Linked DNA regions of Homo sapiens: region 1 is linked to region 2. Evidence: read pairs that join two places in POLR2A ChIA-PET (ENCODE). Cell type or tissue: K562. All regions are shown on one strand. Each heading gives the region's core, and the rest is flanking DNA. Links, peaks and the distances in the headings are about the cores only.

What was found. Peaks named below come from ENCODE experiments on the same cell type or tissue, not always from the same donor. Only the 100,000 strongest peaks of a DNase experiment are listed, where the experiment ranks them.
Region 1: POLR2A ChIA-PET joins it to region 2 with 5 read pairs; 1 of 35 experiments calls an interaction of 5 or more read pairs at or near these places.

The regions. Positions count from the first base shown.
Region 1 is chr21:43,609,508-43,613,891 of GRCh38, reverse strand. It overlaps HSF2BP (heat shock transcription factor 2 binding protein), which reads left to right. Exons shown (of 9, transcript NM_007031.2): 7 at 1-62. It overlaps MIR6070 (microRNA 6070), which reads left to right and starts at 3,903; the gene lies at 3,903-4,005. In K562, for the core only: a CTCF peak has its summit at 1,853 (motif pointing left); a DNase peak (open chromatin) is centred at 1,871; H3K27me3 peaks cover 450 bases.
Region 2 is chr21:42,922,980-42,927,363 of GRCh38, reverse strand. It overlaps ERVH48-1 (endogenous retrovirus group 48 member 1, envelope), which reads left to right and starts at 1,734. Exons shown (of 2, transcript NM_001308491.2): 1 at 1,734-2,018. RefSeq lists enhancers at 556-1,077, 1,078-1,599. In K562, for the core only: a CTCF peak has its summit at 3,351; DNase peaks (open chromatin) are centred at 1,603 and 3,263.

The DNA of each region.
Region 1 (4,384 bases), core at 221-4,220, 690 kb before region 2:
TTGGACACCATATTGCAGCTTCTGGGAGACTTGAAGCCAGGACAGTGTACCAAACTCAAAGTGTATGGTGGATAATGTTAAAAAGTTAATTCTATTTACATATTAATTAGACTGTGCTGATTGGGCCTCTCTTCAAGTAAACACAGTTAATTTTGGTGGTAGTTTTAAAAACTAGAAGAAATAAATTCCTGGAGAAGTTAAGGGCGTGCACTGTCTCTTAAATAGCATTTTAGAAAATAAATTTAAGGAAGGAATGTTCTCACCTTAGAGCAATCAGTGAGTCCCAGTATTATCACATGGTACTTCATGGGTATGTCAAAATGAATTTAAATAGGTATCTGTCTTCCAGCTACTAAAATCTGTATTTGTTTTCTATTTTTATGTAACAAATTATCACCAACTTGGTGGCTAAAACAACACCATTTATTATTTCATAGTTTGGCAAGTCAGAAGTCTGAGTGGGTTTGAGAGGTTCTCTGCATAGGTCAAAAGTGAGGTGTTTTCCAGGGTGGGATCTTTTCAGAGAATCTAGGGGAGGAATCTGCTTCTGGGCACTTTGAAGTGGCTGGTAGAGTCCAGTGTCTTGGTTTCTAGGAGCGAGTTCCCTGTTTCCCAGCTGGCTGGTCAGCTGTGGGTCAGCTGCTGAGGCAGCTTGCATTGCTTCTCACAGGGACCCCATCTTCAAGCCACAGTCGCTCATTGAATCCTTCCCACGTTTCCAGTCTCTGAGACTTCCTCTTCTGCTACCAGCAAGATGAAACTCTCTCTGCTTTTATTCTTTTGTTAAAAAGTTTACTTCAAGAAGGCAAAAACTCTGCTTCTTATAGATTTGTGTGTTTAGATGAGGCATACCTGGATAAACTCCTTTTGATTAACTCTTGAGTCAGCTGGTTAGTAACCTTAATTACATCTACAGAATCCTCTTTTCCAGGCAATGACATAATCAGCGTGTGATAATTTATAGTCCCAGAGATTAGGGCAGGAAATCTTGGGGAGAGGGGCAGTGTAGGATTCTGCCACTCACACTGTTCGTTCTGAGTGTTGCCTTTGACTTCTTAGAGCATCTTTATTTTTTAATTATTTTTTTAAAGAGACCGAGTCTCTACAGACCTTGCCTAGGCTGGCCTCAAACTCCTAGGCGTTCAAATAATCCTTCCACCTCAGCCTCCTGAGTAGCTGGGACTACAGGCATGTGCCACCATCCCCTGCTGTGGAGCACTTTTTTTTTTTTTTTTTTTTTTGAGACGGAGTCTTGCTCTGTCACCCGGGCTGGAGTGCAGTGGCGTGATCTCGGCTCACTGCAAGCTCCGCCTCCCGGGTTCACACCATTCTCCTGCCTCAGCCTTCCAAGTAGCTGGGACTACAGGCGCCCGCCACCACGCCCAGCTAATTTTTTGTATTTTTAGTAGAGACGGGGTTTCACCGTGTTAGCCAGGATGGTCTCAATCTCCTGACCTCGTGATCCACCCGCCTTGGCCTCCCAAAGTGCTGGGATTACAGGCGTGAGCCCCTGCGCCCGGCCTAGCACTTTTAAAAAGTAAGAGCTTCTGTAAAGTCTGTGCCAGGTGCTTCCAACACCTGTGTCATCCTGGCCTCGGTGTCTCTTGATTGTTTTTTCCCATGAGAGTTGAGATTTTCCTGTTTCTTCATATGCCAAGTAATTTTGGATTTATCCTGGACATTTACGTGATCACTGGTCTTGTTTAAATCCTTGGGAAATGCTGGTGTTTATATTTTCACAGGCAGTCAACCCCTTTGGGTCAGATTCCAGCCAGCCTTTTCTCTGTTTGGTTTCAGTGTGTCGTCCTGTTTTCAGAGTCTTTACAGTGCTATTGGAACTGCCCCTCGTGAGTGCCGCCCAGTGGCCAGTCTGAGACCTGGGTGGTCTGGATCTTAGGTTCAGAGTCTTTCAGATACTGTTTATGATCAGATCCACACAGGCACAACTTGGGATGAGGCCAGGAATTTATAAACAACTTTTTGGGGTCACTTTTCTGAGCTGTTAACTCTCTGGGTACACTTTAGTTACCTGGGACTGCCTTTTTCAGTCCCCCACCTGGAATGCTGGGGCTTCATATACCCTGCTGTGTCCAAGTGCCTGCAACTCTGCCCTCATCCCGCCCTGCGGCAGGAGTTGAGAAGCTCTTAGAGCTTTCAGGTGTAAGGAAAAAATTCCTTTCCCCCAGAGTTTGAGTTACCTGGGGGATGTCCCCACTGCTACCGTGCTTGGTTGCTGGCAGGAGACCCCTTTCCCACTCCTTGAGCCTCACTAGAGACCTTCTCCTGGTGCTCTCTGTGTGGCTCAGGGCTACTTTTGGGTTTTGGAGCTCCCTCGAGTCCAGGCCAGGGACACTAAAGGAAAAAGTGGTAAACTCTCTGCTGGTTTAGTGGTTCTTAAAATTTTGATCTTCTTCCCCTATCTGCCTGCTACTGTTTACTTTTCAGAGTCCTCAAATAGCTGCTTCATGTATTCTCTTTGGAATTTATAGCTGCATTCAGTGGAAGCGAGACTGGAGGGTGTGTTCAGGCCATCTTATCCAGAACCAAGCTTTCTAGTCCATTTTAATATTTTGTGCTAACAAATATCTATACATACATAATACATATAATACAGTGTAACATATATGCAAAAAAAATTTTTTTTTTGAGACAGAGTCTTGCTTTGTAACCCAGGCTGGAGCACAGTGGTATGAACATGGCTCACTGCAGCCTCGACCTCTTAGGCTTAAGTTATCCTCCCAGCTCAGCCTTCTGAGCAGCTGGGACCGTCAGTGCATGCCACCATGCCTGGCTAATTGTTAAATTTTAAAAATTTTTTTGTAGAGACGGGGTCTCTCCATGTTGCCCAGGCTGGCATAGATGGTTTTGTTTGGGGGTATAATTTTACAAATTGCTTGTGGATCTAGTTCATTCCTTTTAAGTACCTTGCATCAAAGGAGATGTAATATTTGGATTATCCTTCCCTGACTGATGGGCATTTAAGTTACTTTCGGGTTTTACTTGACAAATATAATGCCGTAGTGAGCATCCTTGATAAACTCTTTGCTAACCTGTCTGAGAGTTCTCCAGGAGTTTTCCCAGAGGAAATATTTGAGAAGTAGTACATGGACATTTTCAATTTGATAAGATACTGCCAAATTGGTCACCATAGTGTACATTTCTACCTGCACCATGTCAGTGTTCGTGTTTCCCACGTCCTTGTCAGCACTTTGCTATTTATTATATTCCTCTAAAGAGAAAAAATATATGTGTATATGGAGAGAGAGGTGCCGGGGGAAGAGGGGGAGAGACAGGGTCTTGCTGTGTTACCCAGGCTGGAGTGCAGTGGTGCAATCACGGCTCACTGCAGCCGCGACCTCTGGGGCTCAAGTGATCCTCCCATCCCAGCCTCCCAAGTAACTGGGGTCCCAGCTACTCTGCACGCCACCATGCGCAGCTAATTTTTTTTTTTTTTTTGGTATTTTTTGTAGAGACAGGGTCTCACCTTGTTGCCCAGGCTTGTCTCAAACTCCTAAGCTCAAGTGATCCACCTGCCTCAGCCTCCCAGAATGTTGGGATTACAGCGTGAGCCACTGGACCTGGCCTTAAAGAGTATTTTTATCATCCACCTATCATCTGTCTGTCTTTGTCCTTCTCTCCCTTCCTTCAGATTTAGATTGCCAGTGAGGTTGAGGCTCTTCACATGTTTGTACCATTCCAGTTTTTCCTTTGAGTCACCTGTCTGTGTCTTGTGCCCACTTTCCTGTTGGGCTGCATTTTTCTTAGTGATCTGCTGTAGGTCTTTGTGTGTTCTGGATACTAATCCATTGCCTCTTTTGCTTCTGTGGTCTGTACAAGGTCCATATTTATGGGCCAGCTAAAGTCCCCCTTCAACTTCCAAGGCAAAGCTGTGTGTGAGGGCTGGGTCACTTCTAGCCTCTCCGGTTCCAGTCCCTGGAGCTCTGTGCCTTTGGGTCCTGGTGAGCTCTTGTTGATTGCAGTGGGAGATGGGGAGAATTGCCTTCAGAGCCATTCACTGACTTTCTTGGCAGTCTTCCATTTGGCCACTGAGCAAAGCCGCGTGTTTACCCTCTATCCTGACTCGGGATCTCAGCATGCACCAGCCTGAGAGGGGCCTTCCCCCTGGGATCTTTGGCTGCCTTCCAACATGCTCATGGCTTGTTCCGTCTCACCACATCTCCAAGGCACTCTTCTCCCCTCTTTTCACCTCCCCCACTTCACTAACGCCCACCCTTGAGTCCTCTGGAGCCCCAAGACCTTTCTCATACTATAAATCAGCCTCTTTTCTTCCTGGCCTCCCCCTGCCTTGTGTATAGCTTGCCTCTCTCTGGGGAACTACACTTTCACTGCCACTTTCATGATCGAAGGTCACTCATTTTCAGCA
Region 2 (4,384 bases), core at 78-4,077:
TAACCCCAGATTTGTCCCGCCCACAGTATTCCCTAGGTGAAAAGATAGCCCAGAGCGTTCTGTGCTCTGCTAGGCTTGCACAGAGAGACCTGAGCTCGGGACTTCACTCGTGCCCTCCACCCATGCCCAGCGCAATTGTTTAGCCATGTAGTCCCTGAATACCTGCTTCACTCATTACAATCACGTTTCTAAATTTGTGGAATTTGTGATACAAAGAACAAGCCAATAAATCGCTTATGTATTTTAATGTAAATTGTTGGCGAGGAATTTAGCAACTGCCTCTTTTTTCCTTTAAAAATCCACTTGTTGGCCGGGCGCGGTGACTCACGCCTGTAATCCCAGCACTTCGGCAGGAGAGGCGGGCGGATCACGAGGTCAGGAAATTGAGACCCTCCTGGCTAACACAGTGAAACCCCGTCTCTACTAAAAATACAAAAAAATTAGCCGGGCGTGGTGGCGGGTGCCTGTAGTCCCAGCTACTCGGGAGGCTGAGGCAGGAGAATGGCGGGAACCCGGGAGGCGGAGCTTGCAGTGAGCCGAGATCGCGCCACTGCACTCCAGCCTGGGCGACAGAGCGAGACTCCGTCTCAAAAAAAAAAAAAAAAAAAAAAACCAAGAAACAAAAAACAAAAAACCCACTTGTGGGCAGGTGCGGATGGCTCATGCCTATAATTTCAGCTCTTTGGGAGGCCAAGGCAGGCCAGATCATTTGAGGTCATTTGAGGTCATTTGAGGTCAGGAGTTTGAGACCAGCCTGGCCAACATGGCTAAACCCCATCTCTACCAAAAAAAAAAAAAAAAAAAAAAAAAAAAAAATTAGCTGGGCGTGATGGCGTGCACATGTAATCCCAGGTACTCAGGAGGCTGAGGCAGGACAATCGCTTGAACCCGGGAGATGGAGGTTGCACTGAGCCAAGATGGCACCACTGCAGTCCAGCCTGGGCAATAGAGTTAGACTCTGTCTCAGAATTAAAAAAAAAAATCCCACTTGAGGCCAGGCACAATGGCTCACGCCTGTAATCCCAGCGCTTTGGGAGGCCGAGGCAGATGGGTTACTTGAGGCCAGGAGTTTGATGCCATTTTGGGTGCGGATGTGGAAAATCTGAGACAGGTTTTTTTTTTTGAGATGGAGGCTCGCTCTGTCGTCCAGGCTGGAGTGCGGTGGCGCGATCTCCGCTCACTGCAAGCTCTGCCTCCCGGGTTCAGGCCATTCTCCTGGCTCAGCCTCCCAAGTAGCTGGGACTACAGGCGCCTGCAACCATGCCCGGCTAATTTTTTGTATTTTTAGTAGAGACGGGGTTTCACCGTGTTAGCCAGGACGGTCTCGATCTCCTGACCTCGTGATCTGCCCGCCTGGGCCTCCCAAAGTGCTGGGATTACAGGTGTGAGCCACCGTGCCCGGCTGAGACAGGTCTCTTGTTAATTTAGAAAGTTTATTTTGCCAAGGTTGGGCAGGGACCTGTGACACCGCCTCAGGAAGTCCTGATTGAAAGATTCTCCCAGGGGCCTGAAAGCTTGAGGGAATGAGTAACTCCTCCTCCTCAGGCCCAGTCCCAACGCTCAAACTTGCACCAGCAGCAAGATAGCAGAGGCAGGAAAAGAGCTGGCTGGAAGACACATACTCTCTGAAGATCAAGGGGGAGGCCGTCCGCGTACTACATAGCAGTCACGTCAGGCTGGGACAATTCCTGTTTACAGAGAACTATAAAAGCCCTGCCCCCTCCTCACTTGGGGCTGATGCCATTCTAGGCCTCAGTCTGTCTGCATCCAGGTGCTTATTAAAACAGTGTGTTGCTCCACACCGCCTCGTGTTGTCTGTTGGCGCGCTCTCCGGGTTCCAACCAATGCAAGAGCCTTGGGGCTGGCCCTGAAACCTGCGAGGGGCTTCCGTCCACGTCCCCAGTGGACCTACCACCCCTCCATCTGGGAAAGCAGGCCACAGCAGCCGGACAAAGGAAGCTCCTCAGCCTCTAGTCGCCTCTCTGTGCATGCACATCGGTCACTGATCTCGCCTACTGGTAAGTTTCCTGGGAGCCCGGTTAACAGGGAAAAATCCGCACGGCCTCTCTTGGTTTCTCCAGCCCCAAAATCCAACATGGGTCCAAGAAGGCTATGGCATGGCCGGGCGTGGTGGTTCACGCCCGTAATCCCAGCACTTTGGGAGGCCAAGGCCGTTGGATTCACGAGATCAGGAGTTCGAGACCAGCCTGGTCAACATGGTGAAACTCCGTCTCTACTAAAAATACAAAAATTAGCTGGGCACAGTGGCAGGCCCCTGTAATCCCAGCTACTCGGGAGGCTGAGGCAGGAGGATCGCTTGAACCCGGGAGGTGGAGGTTGCAGTGAGCAGAGATCGCGCCACTGCACTCTAGCCTGGGTAACAGAGCAAGACTCTGTCTCAAAAAAAAAAAAAAATGCTAAGGTGTGTGCCAGGCACTCGCTGATCATCTGGTCTTAGGGGGACTCTAAGCCAGTTGATCCCATTCTGGGAATGAAAAAGGCAGCGGTGACAAACGCTCCTTTTATCGTCTCCCTCCGGCTGTCCAGGACGGTCTGCTTTTCCCGTTCTCCTGAGCCTACCCTCCATTATGGAAAATTCCCAGTCTTCCATTCCAAAGGACAGCCCTCTAGGCTGCCTCATGAAAAACCTGCAAACCTTAGACCTCAGGCGAGATATCCCTCTAAGCACCTTGTTCTTTTTTTGCAATTCAGTCTGGCCACAGTACAAATTGGACAGTGGGTCCAAATGGGCCACAAATGGAACATACGACTTTACAATTTTAACTGACTTAAGCAATTATTGCTGACGGCTGGAAAAATGGGGAGAAATTCCTTATATCCAGGCCTTGTTCACACTCAGATTACAACCTGGCCTCTGCTCTTGCTCACCTGTTCAAATCCTCCCCCTCCATTCTCGCCGCCCTGATCGCCGTTCTCCTCCCGACCCTAACTCTTTTTCCTTGTTGGATCCAGCCAACTGCTGTCCACCCCTTCCAGCCCCTGCCTCTTCCTCTCAACCGTCTTCTTTAACCCCCTAAGCCTCCTCTTTGTCTTCCCAGCCAGCACTGCCTCCAAGAGTATCCACTTCTTTTCCTACACCATCCTCTCCTCAGGACAATTCTTGCACTGCCTGTACCCATTCTCCTCCCCCACCGCTCTCTCCTGAGGCCTGTAAACCCACCCCGCCACCTTCCGCTCCTATCTATCCTCTGCTGCCTATTAACTCAACCCTCCTTCCCCCTTCAAACCCTCAGCAGGAACCACTTCCGGCTTTTCTTTCTTTCCCGCCTATACTCATTCAGGCATTGCTTTTGGCCCATGCCCCACCCTTACTTCAGCGTCTGTGCTAGAATGCCCCCTTCGGGAAGTAGCAGGAACTGAAGATCTTATTAGAGTTCATGTTCCCTTCTCCCTCACTGATCGCTCTTGAATTCACAAAAGACTCGGTTTATTTCCAGAATACCCTGCCTCTTATATTAGAGAGTTTCAGTACCTCACCCAGTCTTATGAACTAACTTGGCATGACCTCTACGTTATCCTCTCTTCCACGCTCACCCCAGAAGACTGGGACCGTATCTGGACCCTAGCTCAGGCACATGCTGATACAATTCATCACCAAGCTGCCGCCCAGCCTGCTGGCACAGAGGCAGTCCCCAGCCAGGACCCCCACTGGGATTATCAAGATGGGGCCTTTGGATGCTGCCATCGAGACCACATGATTGTGTGTCTCCTTGCAGGACTCAAAAAGTGTGCCCATAAAGCGGTAAACTATGAAAAACTTTTAGAAATCACCCAAGGTCCTGACGAAAACCCAGCCCTTTTTCCTCTCTTGTTTAATGGAAGCCATGAGAAAATATACCAACCTAGACCCAGCCAGCCCAGAAGGAACCACTATCTTAAGCCTTCGGTTCATCTCCCAACCCATCCCTGATATCCAGCTCAAGCTTCAGAAGCTTGACGATGGCCCTCAAACCCCACAACGAGACCTTCTCAATTTAGCCCTCAAAGCCTTTAATAATTGTGATGAAGAAAGTGAAAGGCAAAAACAGGCAGAGTTTCGAATGCTTGCCTCCGCCATCGGGAGGCCCTGCAGGCCCACGGGGCCGCAGCTCCACACGGGAGCCTCCTAGCAAGCCACCTGCACCTGGCGTCTGTTTCAAGTGTGGCAATGAAGGCCACCGGTCCAGGCAATGCCCAAACCCAGGTAAGCCCCCCAGGCCGTGCCCCCTCTGCAGAGGACCCCACTGGAAGTCGGACTGTGAGCGGCCCCTGCAAGGACCGCCTCCATCCCTTCCTGAGCCGGCCAAAACCTACTCGATCTCATCGGCCTTGCCGCTGAAGACTGACAGTGCCCTGGAACGGACACCCCGGCAACTACCATTGC